3 separate regions of the Homo sapiens genome follow, and all the other regions are linked to region 1. Evidence: chromatin loops called from intact Hi-C (ENCODE). Cell type or tissue: A673. All regions are shown on one strand. Region 1 has its middle 38 kb from the start of MGST1. Region 2 holds the start of LMO3 (LIM domain only 3). Region 3 overlaps LOC105369677 (a long non-coding RNA gene).

The links. Hi-C counts contacts between places; a loop is a spot of excess contacts. Peaks named below come from ENCODE experiments on the same cell type or tissue, not always from the same donor. Only the 100,000 strongest peaks of a DNase experiment are listed, where the experiment ranks them.
Region 2: a loop joins it to region 1, with 2.8 times the contacts of the local background. A loop is called at or near these places in 5 of 110 quality-filtered maps.
Region 3: it touches region 1 in a loop (3-fold over the local background); 5 of 110 quality-filtered maps call a loop at or near these places.

The regions. Positions count from the first base shown.
Region 1 is chr12:16,381,356-16,389,355 of GRCh38, forward strand. It overlaps a transcript of MGST1 not described here. Among named protein-coding and RNA genes, the nearest start is that of MGST1, 38 kb to the left of the region's middle. RefSeq lists enhancers at 1,003-1,596, 1,597-2,189. In A673, a CTCF peak has its summit at 4,866 (motif pointing right); a DNase peak (open chromatin) is centred at 4,936; H3K27ac peaks cover 850 bases.
Region 2 is chr12:16,602,879-16,610,878 of GRCh38, forward strand. It overlaps LMO3 (LIM domain only 3), which reads right to left and starts at 3,284. Exons shown (of 4, transcript NM_018640.5): 1 at 3,188-3,284. RefSeq lists enhancers at 1,718-2,218, 7,107-7,606. In A673, no CTCF peak of the experiment used is centred here; DNase peaks (open chromatin) are centred at 2,213, 3,023, 3,743 and 4,316; H3K4me3 peaks cover 6,440 bases; H3K27ac peaks cover 4,775 bases.
Region 3 is chr12:16,936,266-16,944,265 of GRCh38, forward strand. The region is part of intron 3 of LOC105369677 (a long non-coding RNA gene); the gene reads right to left. Among named protein-coding and RNA genes, the nearest start is that of LMO3, 330 kb to the left of the region's middle. In A673, a CTCF peak has its summit at 3,770 (motif pointing right); a DNase peak (open chromatin) is centred at 3,756; H3K27ac peaks cover 510 bases.

The DNA of each region.
Region 1 (8,000 bases):
ATTTGCTTGTCTGTAAAGTATTTTATTTCTCTTTCACTTATGAAGCTTAGTTTGGCTGGATATGAAATTCTGGGTTGAAAATTCTTTTCTTTAAGAATGTTGAATATTGGTCCCCACTCTCTTCTGGCTTGTAGAGTTTCTGCCGAGAGATCAGCTATTAGTCTGATGGGCTTCCCTTTGTGGGTAACCCGACCTTTCTCTCTGGCTGCTCTTAACATTTTTTCCTTCATTTCAACTTTGGTGAATCTCACAATTATGTGTCTTGGGGTTGCTCTCGAGGAGTATCTTTGTGGCATTCTCTGTATTTCCTGAATTTGAATGTTGGCCTGCCTTGCTAGATTGGGGAAGTTCTCCTGGATAATATCCTGCAGAGTGTTTTCCACCTTGGTTCCATTCTCCCCATCACTTTCAGGTACACCAATCAGATGTAGATTTGGTCTTTTCACATAGTCCCATATTTCTTGGAGGCTTTGTTCATTTCTTTTTATTCTTTTTTCTCTAAACTTCTCTTCTCGCTTCGTTTCATTCATTTCATCTTCCATCACTGATACCCTTTCTTCCAGTTGATCGCATCAGCTACTGAGGCTTCTGCATTCTTCACATAGCTCTCGTGCCTTGGTTTTCAGCTCCATCAGGTCCTTTAAGTACTTCTCTGCATTGGTTATTCTAGTTATCCATTCATCTAATTTTTTTTTCAAAGCTTTTAACTTCTTTGCCATTGGTTCGAATTTCCTCCTGTAGCTCGGAGTAGTTTGATCATCTGAAGCCTTCTTCTCTCAACTCATCAAAGTCATTCTCTGTCCCGCTTTGTTCCGTTGCTGGTGAGGAGCTGCATTCCTTTTGAGGAGGAGAGGCGCTCTGATTTTTAGAGTTTCTAGTTTTTCTGCTCTGTTTTTTTCCCATCTTTGTGGTTTTATCTACCTTTGGTCTTTGATGATGGTGACATACAGATGGGTTTTTGGTATGGATGTCCTTTCTGTTTGTTAGTTTTCCTTCTAACAGACAGGACCCTCAGCTGCAGGTCTGTTGGAGTTTGCTGGAGGTCCACTCCAGACCCTGTTTGCCTGGGTATCAGCAGCAGTGGCTGTAGAACAGTGTGTATTGGTGAACCGCAAATGCTGCTGCCTGATCGTTCCTCTGGAGGTTTTGTCTCAGAGGAGTACCCGGCCGTGTGAGGTGTCAGTCCGCCCCTACTGGGGGGGTGCCTCCCAGTTAGGCTATTCGGGGATCAGGGACCCACTTGAGGAGGCAGTCTGCCCGTTCTCAGATCTCAAGCTGTGTGCTGGGAGAACCACTACTCTCTTCAAAGCTGTCAGACAGGGACTTTTAAGTCTGCAGAGGTTACTGCGGTCTTTTTGTTTGTCTGTGCCCTGCCCGCAGAAGTGGAGCCTACAGAGGCAGGCAGGCCTCCTTGAGCTGTGGTGGGCTCCACCCAGTTCCAGCTTCCCAGCCGCTTTGTTTACCTAATCAAACAACTAACTCAGCAATGGTGGGCGCCCCTCCCCCAGCCTCGCTGCTGCCTTGCAGTTTGATCTCGGACTGCTGTGCTAGCAATGAGCGAGACTCCGTGGGCATGGGACCCTCCGAGCCAGGTGCGAGATATAATCTCCTGGTGTGCCTTGTTTTAAGCCCATTGGAAAAGCACAGTATTAGAGTGGGAGAGACCTGATTTTCCAGGTGCCGTCTCTCACCCCTTTCTTTGACTAGGAAAGGGAATTCCCTGACCCCTTGCACTTCCTGGGTGAGGCGATGCCTCGCCTTGCTTTGGCTCGTGCACGGTGCACTGCACCCACTGACCTGCGCCTACTGTCTGGCACTCCCCAGCGAGATGAACCTGGTACCTCAGTTGGAAATGCAGAAATCACCCGTTTTCTGCCTCACTCACGCTGGGAGCTGTAGACCGGAGCTGTTCCTATTCGGCCATCTTGGCTTCTCTCTGAGCTAATACTTTTAAAATATTTTGCACTCCACAGAGGAAGGTTTTATATGTAAGTCTGAGTTTTGTTTTTCTGAGTTGTTTTCAGTTGGTCCATGTGATTACATTTTTATACATGGTAAAAATTTATATATTTTTTTCCAAGTCTTTTTCTTTTTCTTTTCTTTTCTTTTTTCTTTTTATTTTTGAGACGGAGTTTTGTTCTTGTTGTCCAGGATGGAGTGCAATGGCATGATCTCAGCTCACCGCAACCTCTGCCTCCCGGATTCAAGTGATTCTCCTGCCTCAGCCTCTTGAGTAGCTGGGATTACAGGTATGTGCCACTACACCTGGTTAATTTTGTATTTTTAGTAGAGATGGGGTTTCTCAATGCTGGTCAGGCTGGTCTCAAACTTCTGACCTCAGGTGATCCATCCGCCTTGGCCTCCCAAAGTGCTGGGATTACAGGCGTGAGCCACCATACCCGGACCTGAGTTTCTTTCTTAAAGTTTGTGTTAAGATGTTGCCATGTGGGGACAATATCATAATATAACATACTATTCTGTGTGTGTCTGCACATGTATAATACAGATATTATTTTAAAATATGATTACAAATGGCATAATCTCTTTCTTAAACCATACAGGTTTTTGTTGCATTTTTTTTCATTAACACTATGCCCTGAGACTTTATTACCAAAGGGAAGAGGAGAGGAGGCATTTTCTATTCAAGAAGCCCACAAATAGGAATTAACACAGGTGCAACAGGGGGAATTCTTCATTGAAAAGGGACAAAAAGTAGAAATTCCTCTGGTACAAAAAGAGGGGGTTCAGAGAGAATGGATCTTGGGTTGGGATACTGCTGGGGTCCCCTGAGGGAACTTACCCATCTCTGGCCTTTGTGAGAAGATAGGCACCCTATTGAAGGATATGCCCCATGTAATTGATTTAAATGTGCCCTCCTGCCCCCCAAAATGTATCCAACTTCTAATCCTTGGAACCTATAAATGTGACCTTTTGTGGAAAAAAGGGTTTGGGCAGACATAATTAAGTTAAGGTTATCTCGATGAGATTATTCTGGATTAGATTGGGCTCTAAATCCAATGGCAAATAATTAGAAGAGAAGGGGAAACAGATGCAGAGACACAGAGAGAAGTCCACGTGAGGACAGATGCAGAGAGTGGGGTTACACAGCCCCAAGCCAAGGAATGCCAAGGGTTGCAAGCAACCAGAAGGTAGGAGAGAGGCAAGGAACAGACGCCCTGGAGAATCCAGACAGAACCAACCCTGCCAACAACTTGATTTCAGGTTTCTGACCTCCTGAACTGGGAGATAATAAATTTATGTTTTAAGCCGCTAAGTTTGTGGTAATTTGGTATGAATTGCTCTAGAAAACCAATATATCTCACTTATTATACCAAACTCTGGGAAGAATCCCAATCACAGGGCACCTAAGTGCAATAGGGGATGCCCAAAAGCATAGTAATATTGGTCAGGTAGTTTGCAGGGGTGAGTTCCAGAGAGAAAACCCCTAAGTATCTCTTGACGTACTTTTGTACGCAGCTTCCTGGAGTTCTGACATGCTCCTTGTGGGATGCAGAAGGCAGCTGATGGCTGCGAAGCAGTAGGCCTATCACAGGGATCCCTGTAGTGAGGGATAACTCTAGCTGGGGTTACAGCAGAGACTATAGGTGGAGTTGTAGAGTAACGGTAGAGGCCAAAGAAGGAACAGGAGTTAGGTGGGAAAGGGGAAATAGTATCAGGTGCTAGATATGCTGAGAAAACAGCCCATGGATTTCACCCACCGTGGACTTGCTAGAATGGATTTAGATAGGACAGATCAGAAGAAACTATTTGCAACTCAGAGAAGCAGAAGCCAGGGAAGAAATATAATTTGGAACTAAAGATCGCCTCCCCAGTATAAAGTTCTTATTGTGCCCAAATTTTATTTTGGAGAGGAGGAGAATCTTGAAAAGAGAAATTTTAATAAGAAATAGTTTGAACTGCAATATGAATTCTGCTGCAATGGACCATTGTAATCAGTGTGAATGGGGCAAGTCTAAAATTTCTTTTGTCATTAGGTGGAGGGAGGTTGGAAGTGAAGGAAGAACTCTGAGGTTACATCAATCACATGATTTCTTTAAAACTACATTTGTGTGCATGAATTGTATATAATATTTGATCTTATTACACATAGAAATGGCAAAAATCAGTGGTTATATGCTTTCAATATTTTTCTCAAGTAAAATCCACTATAATTTTTACCGGCTAAATTTATACTTATTTTATTAACAATTTATTTGCACATCTGCCTGGGAAAAAGTCTGTTTCAAACAATGATAATCTGATGCAACTGTATCTCTTTTAGTTTCAGACCTACCATCAAAGCCCAGGAGAAGCCCGTCTCTTTTCAAAGGGCTTTCTTTTTTTTTTTTTTTTCCTCAATCTGGGTGGCTAACTTTGATTTGTCTTTGGCACGATACTGTGGAGCTCACAAGTAACTCTCATTAAGAGTTCTGCAAATGCTAATTGATAGATCAGCAAGTTTGGAGGGCTGCTTTTAATACATACAGTTTCTTTTGGAGTTTTGCGTCTTTTCTACCTCTTAAGAGTCAAGTCTATTTGACAGCCAACTAGAGAGTATTGAAGTAATTGCCCATAAAATGAGAGTCTCCTATCTACCCTCTTCTCAGCACACTTGCCTAAAGAATCTGCCTACTGCCTTCACTCTTTGCTTCATTTGGTCTTTCAGTGGCTCGTTAGGTGTGGGCTCCTTTTGGCCAGGGCTACCCAGCTCTATTTCAGTTCCCTGTATGCCTGTTTGCCTTCGGAGGCAGTGACAAATTTGCTAGGTTGCGAGGTTTGCACTGGTCAATAAACCAGTCCAAAGTATCCAAGCAGTTTGTGGTTTGGAAATTCTTGAGCTCTTTTGGAGAAGATCGGTGATTTCCCATTGCCACTAGATGTCCCTGTGTGACTTTTCTTTTGGACATCAGTGCTGTACACGCGGCAAGTTATTTCTACTCTGCTGGATAGAAGGAAAGTGCTCCGCAGGCTCTGAAGAAGCAGTTTATAGCGGCATGTCACCCAAGCTAGGACTCGGCACAACTTAGCCCTAGCACATGGATTTAGAGTGCAAGGGTATGGCAATGCCGAAAATTACTCAGACTGTGCAGAAATCAGGATTATCTCTATAGAGGTCCTGGGATCTTTCCAACTTGCATCATTAAACTTTTCCTGCCTCCCAGCCTACTCTCAATACTGAGACCGAAGCTTCTAAAACAATCTGTCATGAAGAATTACGAGCTAGCTTTTAAAAAATAGTTTTTACTTCTGATCTTTTGCAGGCCAATGCCTGATGTTACTGTATATGACCAGTATGCCGCTCACTGTGTGAGTTTGCGAACACCCAAACTGTGTACAGTAGGCCCCCTTTGTCTCAGTTTTCCTTTCTGCAATTTCAGTTACCTATGGTCACTTGCAGTTCAAAAATATTAAATGGAAATTTCCAGAAATAAGCAACTCGTAAGTTTTAAATTGTGTGCCACTCTAAGTAGAGTGATGAAATCTACTTCCAACTCCATCCGGCCTGGGATGTGAATTATCTTTTTATCAAGCGTCTCTGCACAATATACACTGTCCACCCTGTCAGTCACTTAGCAGCCAGCTTGGTGATCAGATCGATTGTAGTGGCATTGCAGTGTTTGTGTTCATGTATTTTACTTAATAATGGCCCCAAAGTCCAAGAGTAGTAATGCTGGCATATTATAATTGTTCTATTTTATTATTAGTTACTAGTTATTGCTGTTAAATCTTTTACTGTGCCTAATTTGTAAATTAAACTTTACAAACTTTATAATCTTTATTTTATTGTGCCTAATTTATAAATTAAACTTTATCATAGTGCATGACATACATGTATAAATGGGAAAAAAAACAGCACAGTCATGCATTGCATAATGACATTTTGGTCAATGATGGAGCATATATATGGCTGTGGACCCATAAGATAATAATACAGCTGGAAAATTTCTATCACCTAGTGATGTCATAGCTGTCCTAACATTATAGTGCAAAGCATTACTCCCCTCTTTATGTTGATGCTGGTGCACACCAACCTACTGGGTTGCAAGTCATAGAAAAGCGAACAAGTAATGTCCTAGGCCTTCGCATTCACTGCCCACTCACTCACTGACTCACCCACAGTGACTTCCAATCCTGCAAGCTCCATTCATGATAAATGCCCTATACAGGTATACCATTTTTTTTTTTTTTGAGATGGAGTCTCGCTCTGTTGCCCAGGCTGGAGTGCAGTGGGGCTATCTCGGCTCACTGCAAGCTCCGCCTCCCACGTTCACGCCATTCTCCTGCCTCAGCCTCCCGAGTAGCTGGGACTACAGGCGCCCACCACCACGCCTGGCTAATTTTTTGTATTTTTAGTAGAGACGGGTTTTCACCGTGTTAACCAGGATGGTCTCGATCTCCTGACCTCATGATCTGCCCGCCTTGGCCTCCTGAAGTGCTGGATTACAGGCGTGAGCCGCCGCACCCTGCTGTTTTCTACTGTATTTCACTGTACCTTTTCTATGTTTAGATACACAAATACTTACCATTGCACTACAATTTGTCTACAGTATTCAGTACAGTAACATGCTACGTAGATTTGTAGCCTAAGAGCAATAGTCTACACCATATAGCCTAGGTATGTGGTAGGCCATACCATCTAGGTTTGTGGAAGTACACACCATGATGTTTTCACAAAGATAAAATCACCTGCCAATCCATCCCTCAGAATGTATCTCTGTTGTTAAGCAATACATGACTGTATATAGACATATTAAGTTGGTGCAAAAGTAATTGCGGTTTTTGCCATAAAAGTGATGACAAAAACTGCAATTACTTTTGCACCAACCATGTTACTGTACTGAATACTGTAGGCAATTGTAACACAATGGTAAGTATTTGTGTACCTAAACATAGAAAAGGTATAGTGAAATACAGTAGAAAACATTAAAAATGGTATACTTGTATAGGGCATTTATCACAAATGGAGCTTGCAGGATTGGAAGTTGCTGTGGGTGTCAGTGAGTGAGTGGGGAGTGAACGTGGAGGCCTAGGATATTACTTGTTTGCTTTTCTATGACTTGCAACCCAGTGGGTTGGTTTACACCAGCATCGTCACGGAGCTGAAGGTGGCTCACACTAGCTGGCAGGGGCCAGTTGTTACCAGTAGGATTTGATACTATTGACAGTTTCAGGCATCAACTGGACTCTTGAAATATACACTTGCAGATAACTGGTGTCTACTGTATTCCCTGTTTATTAAAACCAGTTAATTAACTATATGCTTGGTTGTCACAGCAATATCAGCTGGCTATAAGTGTCCTTTTAATGCTTACTCTCAATTTCTGTATTTATTTTGTGACACACTGGAAACACTTAGTGGAACCCTTCAAGCGACACTGGCCTAGGCATTATCACAGGCTGAGTTCTACATCCTTAAATTAAAACTAATGGACCTCGAGGAACTGGAGAGGCTTAAGGCAGCTTTAGGAGACTTGAGTGGAGACTCTTGTAATGTGGCAGGAGCTGTACTCTGTCCTTCCAGAACTCCTGCTCTAGGCCAGGCCTGGACCTTCCACTGAGCAACTACACTGAATCTCAGATGAAGGCCACTTTAAAACAGAAAACCATGGATGATCCCAGGAAGCAACAGCAATAGAGAAGGAATGCTTCTTGAAGTTCAGCTTCTGAACCTTCTTGGGGAAATTAAGTTAATCTTGTAAAGTGCCACTTTGCGTATCTGAAGACAAATACAGGTGGCATAGGGATGGTAAATACCTTGCACTGGGATTCGTTTTAATAATTAGCCATAGTGACACCTAGGTGATAGATAATGTGATGGCTTACCCAGCAACCAGCTCCAATTACAGAAATAACAGAAGGAAATTTTAGCTTCACAAACTGAAAAGAAATAGTTTGTTTACTCGATGCATCAACAGTTTGTATCTCAACAGTCATTTATTGAGCCAGTTATTTGTAATGCAAGAGCACAACTTGCCTAAAAATAATGTTGAGAATAGTGG
Region 2 (8,000 bases), 220 kb after region 1:
ATAATAAATATTAAGAGAAGCCATTCTAATTAAGCCATCCTAATTAACGGCCATTCTATTAAATTTGTAAGGCTATTATTTTTATTTATCACAAAGCTCAAAGATGAAAAATCGAAAAAAAAAAAAATCCCAGTAGCAGCTAAGTTATATTTCCCACAGTTGTGTTTCTACCATCAAGCATAGAAGGTCAGCTGTTTTATTCAAAATGCTTTGCAACCAAGACAGGGGATACCAACATTTGGCACAAGTAACACTACCCTACTTGTCTTCACAAAATGTTTTTGTTGTGTTGACATTTTAATTTAGCACTCAGAGGCCAATTAATATTTGAAACTCTTACATTCTGTTTGGCCTTGGGCATAAAAGGAGTTTGATATTTCACACTCCATCCTGGTACCTTATTTGAAGAACATCATGGCAATTCTCTTGAAAATGGAATCTCTTGAATTCCATGCAAGTTAACAATTGTAGCAAAAGAACTATTTTGTAGTCACCATGTTACCGTGTACTTAAAAGGCATAAAGCAGTCAGCAGTCTCCCCTCTTCCACCAGAAGAACATGTCTGGGTAGAGTTACGTGTTTGTAGCTAAGAAACATTTCACAAGTTGCTCATAGCACATCAGAACTCATAACTAGTTTTAGATTGGCATGTAAATTGTTCTGAGGGAAATTCTTATTGCCTCTGAGACCCTGCCATTCTGAGTTATTTGACAGTTTAAGGGAAATCATAATTAAAAAAAAGACATAAATAATAGCCTGTGCAGTGTGGTGTGCAGAAATAAGTAGAACCATTTCATTTAAACTCTGGTGAGCTTTTAATTGCCTGGATTGCATTGTGAAGCGGCCTAACGGTTGATTGCCTCCATTATGTTCCCTTGTTCTGTACCATTCATCCGCACAGTCTCAGCTTCAGTAGTTAACACAACAAAGTAACCACAACTCCACAACACACAGGGGTTTAAAAAAAATAATAATAATGAAAGATTTGCAGCACTTAGACACAGTCTTACATTTTTGGACTAACTACACAGAGTGAATAGAAAACATTTTGTCCGTCGGAAAATTCACAGAGAACAATTTGGGAGAGGGAAGAGGAAGAGGGAATACATAAAGGGGGTTGGAAGAGATGAGGTGCTTCAGAAAGATGCTAAAATGGGAATGCAGGTTCTGCAGCTGGGAGCATTGACACAGATTAAAAGAATTTGGCCAACATGGCCATTCGATTGCCAAGAGGCACCAGACAAAAGATTTTCTCTCCTCCTGCCCATCTTCATCCTCTTCCCAGCCCCCAACCCAGGTTGGAAAACTGGATTGGGCCTAAAAGCTTGTTTCTCTCTGTTCACTGGCCCAGAGCATCCCTACAGGCTGCAGCCCCCTAAGGGACAACAATGCAAATAGATGTCCCCAGATCTCAGGCACTGGAGCTGCTTAACTCTGTTCTGCCCCTTCAACTCCCAGCCCCCTTCCCTATCCTTCACCCCCCTCCCCTTTTTGAGCAATGGAGCTGGGAACCAATTTGATTCCCTTTTTCTCCAATGCAGCTGCAAGGCTCAGAGATACTGACATTTTTCCACTCTTATCAGTTTAATTACAGTTACCATGGCAGCAAAGTGCTAGTGCTTGGCAAAGGCCAACAAGAGATTTGCAAGACTGAGTTCAATTTTGATGCAGCTCACATGCAAAATAAAAAAAAAAAATAAGAAACATACATACACTCTAACAAAGAATCCCTTGCGGAGTTTATGCTCCAGCCTTTTGTGGTTGTGTCTTTGCAGCCACACAGGGATGGTTTGCAAAGAATGTAGCAGTATTTGTTGCATCTAGCAAGATTAATTGGTTTAAGCAGCAGTCTTTCAAAGCAGTTACAACAATAATATTTCGGTTCTTTCAGAAAGACACAAAAGCAGCGGAAAAGCAGAAAGGCTTTTGAGCGGCCAGGAGTGCAGAGCGCCAGCAAAGTGCATCTATGATAGACTGTAACCTTACCAAAACTTTTCTCCTTTTTCTGCATGAGTTGACTTAGGCGTGTCTGAGTTGCAGCAGCTTCGCATTGAGCACCAAACCCAAAGGTAGAAGTAGAAGGGGGTCTCCTTGATTTCGCTTAAGTGTGGACCTGGTGCGCAGCCTACACCGCCGAGGACCGACTATTGTGAAGCCACTTTGGGAGCGGGTCGGAGTGGCGGCAGGGGGTGGGGGAAGGGATGAGGACGGCCAGACAAGACAGGGCGCACACACGGAGCCCCTCGCAGTGTGCAAAATGATGGCGAATGACAAAGCCACATGCTTCCCTAACTCTGCCCGTAATCCTAAAATCCCAGCGGCCCCTTTTAGCTTCCTGGTAACAAATGGATTTGATTAAACTGTCACATGCAGCGTTAGCATAGCATATCATGTTCAATATGAAAAAGATCATAAATCTGACTTGTATTTCATAACAGCAATCTGAGTAGTCCCCGTAAAAAATGTGCTGCATCAGTTTGAATCTCAATCTATTAGGATATAGGCACCTTGGTCCAGGGACCTTCCCTCTTCTAGCCACTTCTGCCCCTACCCGCCTGCCCCCCCCCCCCGCCCCCATGCCCAAACACAGCCACTTTTCCACGGCAAAGGAACAACATTTTGTTATTATGGCTGCGTGGAGAGAGGCAGAAGCGTCAACAAGGACCAAAAGATTGTAATATCAACTCTTTAAGAAGTGGGGGTTCATGAATTCCAGCAAGTAAGGGGGAGGGGTCCGGAAACCCACCCAGGACTGAATTCTTTTCCTATGGGCTGGGAGCAAACACTTCCTAATTCCAAACTCTCCCTGCCCCTCTCTCCCCGGGAGTCAGGGGTGTGGAAATACTGCAGTTCATGGTGAACTTTGACTATTATCCACTCGAGTCGTACTTGAGACGTTCCGCGCCGCAGCCGCTCTCCCTCCTTCCATCAACATCTTCCGCCTGCATCTATTTCATGTCTCATCATAAAAATAATGAAGCCTCACATGATTTAAACAAAACCGTCTCAGTAGAGCTGCAGCCCGAGTGAAAGTTGCAGTGCGGAGCTGGGTTGCAGCTCCAGTTTATGCCTCATTAGCAGAGGTTGGGGAAGAAAAAAATACCCACATCCGCACACGCACGCGCGCACCCGCAGACACACACACCACAAATAAGCCGACGCGTGTGTACACAGTTGCTGCACTTACCTTCTCAATTAAGCGATACAGGGGGAGGCCGTTCAGTAAGCACAGTGGCTGCTTTGTAGCGCTTCTCCTTGGGAAAGGTCAAAAAGAAGCATTGTTTGAAAAAAAAAAAAAAGACGGGGGAGGGAATGTCTATTTTTTTTTAAGTTTAAAATAATGAGGTCCTCAAGGATACGCCAAGCAATGGTGTTGACCGCATCTGAGCCACAGGTGTCCTCCTTTTAGGCAACTGCAGTCCGAGGCTGTCTCTCTCCGTCCTGGTTCAAGACAACTTACCCCAGCAGCGTGCGAGGAGCCGAGCTGAAGGAAGCTCCGGCTCTCAGCTGCAAAATGCAATCCCTTCCCAGCCAGACATAATACAGCCAAAGAAAAGGTCACTCAGTTATTAGTGAGCCGGCGGAGCCCAGGCAGCGCTTGTCAAGACCACAGAGAAGCAGCTCCCTTCCGATTTAAGACTATTTACCTCTCGCCCCCACCCCTCCCCTCTTCTTTCCTTCTCTCCCTCCCTCTCTCGCTGGCTCCCTCGCTCGCTCTCGTGTGCCTGTTCTGCAGCTCAGTCAAGTACAGCCGCCCTCGGAAAGTGCAAAGCAGCCACGAGACAGATCGGGCTTTGTTGCTAATTTCCCAGGGTGAAAATTTACAAGCCTGCGAGTGCAGTCAGCACAACCACATGCATATGCTACTCACAAACGCTGGGGACAAACCCGCACACAAAATGTGACCTCTGCAGGAGTCGACTGAGGAAGGACCCTACCTCCTGGACCAGTCCAAAAGAAGAACTCCTGCGAGAGAGCTCCGGAGGAAAAGGGTAGGGTTCCTAAAATAACCAGGGCATTTTGGAATAGGTGGCTACATTTAAAGCAAATTGCCTTCCAAAGCCATTTCTGAAGCTACCAATTATGGAAATTAAAATAAAAGCAAGAGAATCAAACTGCTACCAGAATACCCTGGAAAAAGCACACAACCCTCCCCTTTAAGAAATGCCTGGAGGTGGCTGCAGTCGCTGGTCTGTCTGTGACTTCCATTCATGAACTCTCTGAAGTCGCTGCTCCGCAAGTCCGCCACACAAGCCTGGTTCAGGGGATCACACACACACTCTCCTTCCTCCCTTCCTCCCTTCCTCTAATGGCCCAAGACCCAAACTGTGAACTTGTTCTCCATTCACTAATGCTGACCCCCACCACCACCACCCCGAAACACACTTCCTGCAATTACTTGAATTCCTTACTATTTAAAACTCACACGCTCCAATGAAAAACAGCCAACAGCACTGAGAAACATGTTTTCAGGACTAACTTGGTCAAAGAACCATAGTTTCTGCACCATTACTGCTTTGTCTTCACAGGCTTGTTTTAAGGCCTTGACAGATTTTTTTTTTTTTTCTAATAGGTCCCATTCTCTCTAACCTCCTCTCCTCTTAACTTTCCTTGGCATCTATAAAGGCCACTGGTAGCTTTAAAATACCTTATTATTTTTCTAAGTTTTCAAACTTCAAAGTCACCCTCTGTTTGGGCTGCTCTTAAAGTACCCTCACCAGATTTTACAAAGCTTTGTCAGAGGTCAAGCTTAAAAATGGTCCACATTTGAAAGACACTCACTGAAATGTTTAAGAGCCAAGAAATATTCAATTGTTGAACTACAAAAAACTTTTTTTCTTCTCTTCACCATCAGTTTTAATCTAGCTCTAGTTTTAAAAAAAAAATCAAAGCACCCCCCCCATGAGTATTTAAGCTAAATTTTGTTTTTCTTCATAAAGAATAAAGGCACAACATTGATAACTAGTTTTTACCCCCTCCCTTTTGAAGGCTCATAATAAAATAGCCTGTGGTTTGCTTTCCTCTCCCTTTAAAAGGCAACAAAACTCAGAACTAACCTGAAAAATAACGATATTCACAGACGGTAGATTAATGAGAACCCCTTAGTTGACTTGTTCTGTACATAGGCAGATTTCTTAAGTTTGGCTTTTCTGGCCCGTCTAGGCAGGCATACATGCACTTCACCCATCCGCACAGCTCCCCACTGTTCTACCCCACCTCTCTGCTACAGCCACTCTGAAAACACCCCAGTATGTGTGAGTGTGTGTGTGTGCATATGTGTGCATGCATGTGTGTGTGTCTCGTGCGCTCTGTCTCAGCCAATGCACTGAGAAGAAGAAAAGAGGGAGGGAGGGAGGGAGAAGTATGTGTGGGGAAAGGGAGAAATAAAATCAAAACAAATGGTACAGCTAATGAGGACAATTAAATTAATTATGTTCAAGGAGATGAGATTTTTTTTCCCTCCAACTGTATGATCTGTTACCCCTCGCTGGCAACTGCTGCTCTGTAATTCATGGCAACTGATTAGTGCATCTATGCAAATCTTTGTTTAAATCATTCAACTAATTAAATGATGGGATTATTCCTCTGCCTACGGTGACATCATTCGCGGTAATTAGTACTCTATTTGGACTGTGGCAGTAAGATTCCTGATATCAACACCAACCTGCAAAGACATTAACCACTTTGTCACCTTTTTCTTAAGGGACAAACACCCAGATCTCTAAGTGCATCCCATCCTCTTCCTTTTTCCCCAATCTTCCTTTTCCTCTCAATTTTACCATTTCCCCCACACTTATAAGCAAGTAATACTGCCAAGCAAGGAGGAGAGAGAGAGAGAGAAGGAGAGACAGAGGAGAGAGAGAGACAGAGAGAGAGAGAGGAACTTAGCGAATAATATGCCAAACCACATGTGTAAAGGAATAAAATGGAATAGTTAACATTCAGCTCCATGCCATTCATTTTCCCCTAAAATGTAATGATAATTAGATGGGTCATAAAATGCTCTTCTTTTCATTATGACTGATGAAATGCATTAAAGCTGACAGGGTATTACCTGACAGTAATTAGGTTTTGTCATGAATTAAATTATTTGAAAGCAGGCTATCTCCCCAATCACGCAATTTACAGCAAGATTTTTTTTAATCTGTGCTACAGAAGGGAGAGAGATAGAAAATAGCAGTTTTTCTCTTCATAATCATATGAATTATTCACAGAAAAAATCATCAGAAAAACCCCGTGCAGATGAAGAGGCTTGCCACTTAATGTACTGCACAGATGTGATCATCAGCGGTTGCCGACAATGAAATATACAAGTGCACACAAAGTGATCTGGTGAACAAGAGGTGGAATTTAATCATCTTCTGCTGACACTTTGCGAAAAACACCATTAACCCTCAGCAAACTCCCTGTTTTCCTGGCTCCCCCCAACCCCAAAGTCTCACCCCTCCCGCGAGGGAAAAAGTGAAAGAAGAATTTGTGCTTTTGTTTACTCAGCCAAGCTAAAGGTTGGATCCAGCCAGGCAAGCAGTTTCTTCATTTCCTGAGAGTAAACTACCCAGTTTAATTACAGATCCTTTGGAAATCTTTGCGAAAGGATTGCTATAAAGAGCCAGATCTTTTTGGTCCGATTACCTTTTGCCTGTGCCCTCTTTCTGCAACTCATCATCAGACGTTTGATGAGAGAATTTACTTCATCCAGCCCCCATCCCAACACTTATTAAAGGAAAAAAAAAGGCAGACTGTCTTCTTCAGGGGTCTTATATTGTGATACCTTGATGAGGGGAAAAGGGGAGGGGAATGACAAAATGGGGTGGAGGAGGGTGCTGAGGGGGTGATTAGATATATACTACTTACCTTTGCCCAAAGGAGATCTCCCACAAGAAAATAGTGTGTATATATGTATATTTCTAAACACGTCTTCAAGTTTTCAGCTGTTTCTTTCTTTAAAACACACCTCACAGATTACTTTTGTGTGCGGGTGTTCAGTTACGATTTCTGTGGCGTCCCAGAGATGCTCCGGTTAGGTTGCCGTCTTTTTTTTTTTTAATTTTTTTTTTAGGGCAGCAGACAGGTTGTTGGGGGGAGGCAAAGGATAGCACACCCTGAAAGTCCAGGAGCAGTGAAAGGTCTCGGTCAAGGGAAGGATGAGGTTGATACTGCCCCCACCACACACACTCCCACCATCACTCTTCGAAATTCAGCAACACAAATGAAAGAAACCTCTGCTTCAGGCTTCCTGTCTTTCTTGTGTGCCTCTCCCTTTCTCACTTTCTTCCCGAACTGCATACAAAACCTGAGTGGGCCAGAGCTGCTCCTCCAGTATTTAAACACCTCGCCAGGTCCCTAGTTAGCAGCTTCCTTCAGCTCATCCAAGAAGCTGACAAGTACTGTTAGAGGAGGCTGTACATGTTGCTCTAATGGACCTCATTAAGTTCTACTTACAGATGTTCTCTTAACATAATTGATCTGCGGTGAGTTGAGAGGACTGCAACTTATTCCCTAGCCCCCAATTATGGTTGGGTAATTAGATCCCCAACCTCCAATTTTTCACATTCACCCTTCTAACATTCCAAAATATCAAAGTATCTCTCACCAAAGCTCCCCCTTACCGGACTCCACTCTACTCACTGTATTGACAGTTAGATCTGCTCTAACCTTTGTAGTGACGCCAGTTTTAATGGTGCATTCAGTCCATTGACAGAGCTGTGTTTTCTCCCCCAGCCTCTCTTCTCCTTTCCTCTCCACACTACCACCCCCACCCCACCCCCTTAACCCTCAGAAACAAAAGGGTAAAAAAAAAATCCTCTAACTTGTATAGTTTGTACTTTTGATAAAAGGTTTCAGTGATGAGCTTTGGCAGTGGTGCTTCCTTTCTAATGTCTTTTTATCTGTATTAATTCCTCAGATGAAAACTTTAAGGAACAATGAAGGAGAGAGGTAGTGCTCTGAAACGGTGAGAAGAAAAAAATTACACAGCACACCTGGGACAGATGAAGCCA
Region 3 (8,000 bases), 550 kb after region 1:
TTTTTATTTTTAATTCTGTTTGGGTGGTGACACATTTGTTGATTTGCATACGTTGAATCATCCTTGCATCCCTGGAATAAAATGCATTTGACCATGATGAATTATCTCTTTAATGTGCTGCTAAATTTTGTTTGTATTTTATTGAAAACTTTTGCATCTATGTCCATCAGAGATATTGGCTTGTAGTATTTTTTGTTGTTATGTTCTTATCAGGTTTTGGTATCAGGATGATACTGATTTCATAAAATGAGTATCTGTCCTCCTTGATTTTTTGGAATTGGTTCAGTAAGATTCGTAGTATGTATGGTAGATTTGACTGTGAATCCATCTGGTCTTAGATTTTTTGGTTGATAGGTTTTTTTATTGCTGATTTAATTTCATAAATCTTAATTCAGTCCATTTGGTATTTCAGTGTACTCCTGGTTCAATAAGGAGCAATTACATGTTTCCAAGAATGTGTCTATTTTCTCTAGGTTTTCTAGCTTGTGCTCATAGAGATGTTCACAGTAGTCTCTGAAGATCTTTTGTATTTCTGTGGTATCATTTGTCACATCACCTTTATCATTTCTGATTGTGCTTATTTGAATTCTCTCTCTCTCTTTTTTTTTTTTTTGAGACATGGTCTCACTTTGTCACCCAGGCTTGAGTGCAGTGGTGTGATCTCAGGTCATTGCAGCCTTGACCTCCTGAGTTTAAGCAATCCTCCTGTCTCACCTGCCCAAGTAGCTGAGGTTACAGGCATGCACTACTGGACCTGGCTATTTTTTTTTTTTTGTATTTTTTATAGAGATGGGGTTTCAACATGTTGCCCAGGCTGGGCTCGAACTCCTGAGCTCAAGTGATCTTCCTGCCTCAGTCTCCCAAAGTGCTAGGGTTACAGGAATGAGCCATCGCACCCAACCAGTCTCTTATTTTCTTGGTTCATCTAGCTAGCAGATCATCAGTTCTATTTATTCTTTCAAATAACCTGCTTTTTGTTTCATCAATCCTTTGCATGACGTTTTTGCCTCAATTTCATTTAGTTTAGCTCTGATCTTTGTTATCTCATTTCTTTTGCTAGCTTTTGGTTTGGTTTGTTCTTGTTTTCATAGTTCCTTAAAGTGCAACATCAAGTTGTTAATAAGAGGCCTTTCTGATTTTGATATAGGCATTTAGCACTGTAAGCTTTCCTCTTAACACTATTTGTGCTGTATCCCAGAAGTTTTGGTGTGCTGTGCCTCTACTTTCATTTATTTCAAAATTTGTTTTTGATTTCTGCGTTAATTTTGTTGTTTACCCAAAGTCATTCTGGGGCAGGTTGTTTAGTTTCCATGTATTTGTGTGGTTTTCAGAGCTCCTTTTTGGGTTTATTTCTAATTTTATTCCACTGCGGTCTGAGAAGATGCTTGATATGATTTTGATTTTGGAATTTATTGAGACTTTGTTAATGATCAAGCATATGGTCAATTTTGGAGAATGTTCCATGCATAGATGTAAAGAACATGTATTCTGCCATCATTGGGTGAAATGTGCTGTAGATGCCTAAGGTCCATTTGGTCAAAAGTCCAATTTGAACCCAAAGCTTCTTTGCTAGTTTTCTGCCTCAATCATCTGTCTAGTGTTGTCAGTAGGGTGTTGAAATCTCCCATTATTATTGTATAGCTGCCTGCCTCTTTCTGTAGGTCCAGTAGAAACTGTTTTATAAATGTGGGTGCTCTGGTGTTGAGTGTGTATGTATTTAAAATAGTTAAATCTTGTTGACTTGAAGTCTTTATCATAATATAATGCCCTTTTTGTCTTTTTTAAAACTGTTGTTCGTTTAATGTCTGTTTTATCTGATACAGTAATAGCAACCCCTGCTGTTTTTTGGTTTCCATTTGTGTGACATGTATTTCTCTGTCTCTTTAAGTATGTGAGTGTCATTACAGGTTAGGTGAGTCTCTTGAGAGCAACAGATGATTGGGTCATATATGTATATTATTATTATTATTATTATTATTATTATTTTTGAGATAGAGTCTCGCTCTGTCACCCAGGATTGAGTGCAGTGGCACGGTCTCAGCTCACCTCAACCTCCGCCTACCGGGTTCAAGCAATTCTCCTGCCTCAGCCTCCTGAGTAGCTGGGACTACAGATGCACTTCACCACGCCTGGCTAATTCTTATATTTTTAATAGAGATGGGGTTTCACCATGTTGGCCAGGCTGGTCTCGAACTCCTGATTGGGTCTTATATATTAAATCCAATTTGCCATAGTATATTCTTTAAATGAAGTATTCTGTCCATTTACATTCAAAGTTGATATTGACATGTGAGGTTTTGTTCCTGTCCTAGTGCTGTTAGCTAGTTGCTTTGTAGTTTCAATTGCATAATTGCTTTATAGAATCTGTTAACTTTTTACTTACATGTGCTTACATATGCTTTTTATGGTAACAGAAGTATTGTGCTTTCATTTCCTTTAGGTTTGTTTTTCTGGGAAAGATTTTATTTCTCCTTTATTTATGAAGCTTAGTTTTGCAGGATGCAAAATTCTCGTCTGGCAATTTTTTTTTAAAGAAGGCTAAAAATAGGCCCCCAATCTCTTCTGTCTTGAAAAAGTTTCTGCTGAGAAGTTTACTATTAGTCTGATGGGATTACCTTCCTCAGTGATTTGGTCTTTTTCCTTAGGTGCCTTTAGGATTTTTTTCTTTAGCATAGAACTTAGATAATCTGATAACTATATGCCTTGGTGATGCTAATTTTGTATAGTATCTTACAGGTGTTCTCCAAATTTCTTATATCTGAATGTCTACCTCTCTAGCAAGATTAGGGATATTTTCTAAATTATTTCCCCAAATATCTTTTCCACATTTCCTTCTTCTTTCTCAGAAATGCCAGTGAGTTATAAGTTTGATCCATTAGCATAATCTCAAATTTTTCAAAAGCTTTGTTCATTTAAAAAATTATTTGTCTTCATTTTTGTATGATGGGGTTAACTTTAAATTCTGGGCTACAGCCTTTGAAATTCTTTCCTCTGCTTGGTCTAGTCTGTTGTTAAAGCTTTCAACTGTGTTTGAAATTTCTTCAGTGAATTTTTTATTTTTAAAAGTTCTGTTTGGTCTATTTTTTAATATAGCTATCTCATCTTTCATCTCCTGCATTACTCTTCTGATTTCTTTGTGATGATTTTCAACTTTCTCTTGGTTCTCTTTGAGCTCCTTACAATCCATATTTTCAATTCTTTATGTGTCATTTCAAAGTTTTCATTTTGGTTATCATCCATTAATAGAGAACTAGTGTGGTTGTTTGTGCGTGTCACAACATTTTGTTTCTTCATGGTGCTGGAATTCTTGTGCTGGTCTCTTCTCACCTGTAGAAACCGTTACTTCTTATTTTTTAATTTATTTTTGTTTGAGTGGGATTCACTTCCCCAACCCTTGAGGATGTAACTATTGTGTATGCTGCAAAGGGTCTTTTGGCTTTGCTTCTAGGAATTCCTACAGACCCTTATCCTCCAGAAGGGTCTGTTGGAATTCCTTGGTTGTAGAGAGCTATAGTGTAGTGGCTTTCTTAAATGTTAATTGTTTGTGGCTGTAGTAGTGATGGGGTGCACTTGTGGTCAGGCTCACTGTCTTTTACAGGAAAAAGGTAGTGGAGGTCTCTGGAGGCTTGTGTCCTTTCCCAGCGTTTTCTCTGTCAGCAAAAATTATATTTGGTTGTGCAGTACATGCTACTGGACAGTAGGTGGCAATTGTGGGTGAGAGCTGGCTGAGTGCTGTACAAATACGTCAGAAGTTGTGACAGACTCTGCAGGTTAACGTCTCAGCCACAAGGTGGTGCTTGCAGGCAAGAGGCAATTGCAATATTGGCATTGGAATATTTACTTGGCCTTTGTTGATTACCGGAAGTACCTGGGTGTTCCTGGCAATGGGTAGGACCTGAGGATCCCAGGGTTACTGTTTCACACTCTGCCACCATGGTGACTGAATCGGGCCAAATTGGGTGGGGCTGGGTTGGACAAGCTCATGACTAGGCTCTCCAAGGCTGGTGAAAGCACTGATCTTGCTGGGAGTTTAGCGGCAGCTTTCAGGTGACTGGAACAACCCTCCTAGGAGAGGCAAAGTTGCTATTCCTTTGCCACATATCTAACTTAGTGGAGGAGTGGCAACCTGGGGATTTTTAACCTAAATGGTGACCACGAAGTGTGATAAGCTCAGTTCCTGTACCCAGGGGTCTCTCTCCAAGCCTCTGGCCCCAGCAACAGGCCCAACCAGCTAGATTTGTCCCAAACTGTCTACACCCAGATCACTAAGCCACTTCAGGCATTCTGGACTATGGGACTCCCTGGGGGAGAAACAAGGACTATCAAGCCACATCGTCCCCAGTCTGATCTCACTAATGGAAGGGCGCCCAGCTCCCATACCACCACACAAACCCATGTCACACTATTCTCTGTGTCCTAACAGTGGGAACTCCTTCTTTGCTGAAGATTAGGCCATAAATCTCATCTCTATACCCCTGGATGGTGTGCTCCAGTCCTAAGGAACTGGGACTGGGCCAGCGATTTTGTCCTCTTGTCCATTGGGGTCAAGCACCAGCTTTGATAGGGGGAAGCTGCTCCCAGGCCACTCAGATGGGACAATGAAGGGAATTCGGTGCCCCCACTCCCCTGGGAACAGCCAGGCAGGCAGCCTTGGTAGGGGTTGGCAGGGAAAGGTGTGCCTGGTTCATATGCACCTTGGTCCCATGGCAATGGCTATAGGTCCTTTCTGGGGCATCTGAGCATGCCTGGACCCACTCTTTTCTGGCAAGGAAAACAGCATGAGCTGCAACCACTCATTGCAGGATGTAGGGCCTTGGGGGATGAGTGCCCAGAGTCATCTTTTGTTGCAGCTGCCTCTCACAGCCAAGCCTTCTAGGCTCCACCAAGTTCAAGCAGTACCTCTGTGTGTTCTCCAGGCAGCTCCTCTTGCCAGTCCAGAGGTCTGCAGGGTTCATGGGAACTCCTGTAGCTATGATCTCAGAGGTCCACGGTGGAAATGTAGTTCCCTGGATTTCTTCATTTATCTGTACCCTGGGTCCAGTCCTGGTCTGGGGGCCAGTCTGGCACCTGAAGACTCCAAACAGGCTGCCCTTCTTCCTCCCTTTTCAACCACAATTTCTTTTTTTTTTTTTTAAATACTTTAAGTTCTAGGGTACATGTGCACAACTTGCAGTTTTGTTACATATGTATACATGTGCCATGTTGGTGTGCTGCACCCATTAACTCGTCATTTACATTAGGTATATCTCCAGTGTCTTTCATTACCTATCAGATTTCAATGCTTTTGCTCAAAAGATCTGTTCAAAGTGTGAGGTATACTTGATATTTTGGTTGCTCTCTCTGGAAGAGATGTATTGTGGCTACGTCTAGTCAGTCATTTCAATCAAGATATTTTACGAGCCCTATTAGTGCAGCCAGCAGCGCGTCAGTCTCATAATCTGAATCAAGATATTTTATTTCCTTCTTATAGTTTTACTTTTTTCTTCTTTTCTCTTATTTTTCTGATGAGGATTTCCACTAAAATATTTTCTAGAAGTGGGAATAATGGATATTATTGTGCTGTATTTAAGATCTTAGGGAAAAATAATTAGTTATTCACCTGTACATGTGATGAAAGTTATAGAGTTGTGCTTTATGTAGTTGGATAAGAAATGTTTTCTTTTTCAAAAATATGTGTGTTGAATTTTGATAATTGCCATTTACAAATCTATTCTGAATCTATTGTGATGCTTATATATTTTTATATTTTAGTCTCTTACTAGAGTGAATTACAATGATTGATTTATGAATGTTAAACCACCTTGTATTCCCAGGACAAATTCAACCTGGTTATGATGTGTTACCTTTTTATGTGGCTAACTTCAATAAGCTAAATTTGAGATATTATTTTTGAATCCATGTTTAGAGATATTTGTAATTTATTTGTAATTTTGTTGCAATAACCATTCTAAGCATCTTATTAATACTCCATCATACAAGGAGTAGAGATGTGTACCCTCTTGTTTTATTTTCCAGAAGAGCTTGTCTAGACTTGTATTTTTTTAAGTGTTTGCTAGAATTTACCACTACAATCTTATGGGCTTAGAGTTTCTTTGTGAAAAGTTTTGCTGCAAATGTAATTACTTTTAAATATAGGAATATTTAGTTTTTTTTGTTGCTCTTTAATGAGTGAGCTTTGGTGGTTTGCTTGATTTGAGTAAATCGCTCATAATATTCTCTCACCATTTAAATATTGTGGGTTCTGCACTGTTGTTTTATTTTAAAATTCTGATTGGTCATCTGTGTCTTCCCTTTATTTCTTCTCAACAGTTTAGCTGTTTCTTCATGGTAGATATTGATGGTTTGTGCAGAAAGTACTCCTGATAAGTGTGGACATTCTGGCATCAGCAAGTTTGAACAGCATGTATATGGAGGGGGCCATCCTACTTGATATTTAGCAATTTTATTGAACTTTAAAAAGAGCAATTTTGAGCTTCCTGGGCTTATTTTTCTGTTTTCTATTTGATTTATTCTCACTGTTTTAATTGTTTTTTTATTTAATTATTCTTTTTCTCTAGTCTTTTTTTTTTTTTTTTTTAATTGAGATGGAGTCTTGCTCTGTCACCCAGGCTGGAGTGCAGTAGCACAATCTCAGCTCATTACAACTTCTGCCTCCCGGGTTCAAGCAATTCTCTGCCTCAGCCTGCTGAGTAGCTGGGATTACAGGTACCCGCCACCACACCTTGCTAATTTTTGTATTTTTAGTAGAAATGGGGTTTCACCATCTTGGCCAGGCTGATCTTGAACTCTTGACCTTGTGATCCACCTGCCTCCGCCTCCCAAAGTGTTGGGATTACAGGCGTGAGCCACCGCACCCAGCCTTTTTCTCTAGTCTTTAAAAGTCAAATCATACACCAATAATTTGAGAACTTTCTTGCTTTGTCTGCTATAAAGTACCCTTTCGAACTGCTCTACCTTCATCTCACAATAATTAGTATGTTATGCACTCATTTATATTCAATTGTATTGTCTCATTTCCCTTGTGGTTTTGTTATTGACCTGTGGATTATTTAGAAATACATTGTTTAATTTCTAAATATTTGATTTTCAGACATTGTTTGCTATTGATTCTAGTTTAATTTTACTGGGGTCAGCTAATATATTTTGCATAGTTTTTTTTTTTCTTTTAAATTTGTGGGTACTTTTATTGCTTAGACTAGGTGTATGTTGCATTTGCACTTGAATGTAATCCATACCTGCTGCTAATTGCTGTAGTGTTCCATAAATATCAATTTATTTGGTCAAGAATATTGTGTTATTGGATTCTATTGTACCTTACTGATTTTCTAATTGCTCTTTGAATTGCTCAGAAAGTAGTATTGAAACTTGAATTTTAAAAATTAGCGTTATTGAAGTATAACTGACAAATTGTATGGTTTTAAGGGGAATATGATAATTTAATATATGCATATATTTTGTGAAATGATTACCACTATGAAGTTAGTTAAAATATGTCACCTCACCTAGTACCCTTTTTGTTTTGTTTTAGATTGAGAACATTTAAGCAAATTTTAACTATGCAATTTAATAGAACATTTGATTTTTTACTGGATGAGTACGATGTGTATTTTATATTGCAGGGTGATAGATTTTGTTGTATTCCTTTAAACACTTTTTGATTTGGTCGTGGAATGAGAAATCTAATACATTCTTTAGAGCCTTGCCCTTAAGGTTTTTTATGACAAATGCAGAGCACCCTTTAATCTAGGACTATTTTAGCCCCACTGCTTATGCATTACGTTTTAAAAATCTCTACTCCTGCTGCTTGTATTATAGGTCTTTTCTCTCTGGCTGGTGAGCAAACAAATATATAGGCTTCTGTGAACTATAATAATTGTTCAGCCCCCCTTTCCCAGTAGTTTTCTTTTGCAACTTTAGGTAAATTCATGATTTTTCTAATAAATGTCCAGGGAAGGATTAAACTGAAGCTTTCTGGACATTCTCTCTTTCTCTCTCTCTCT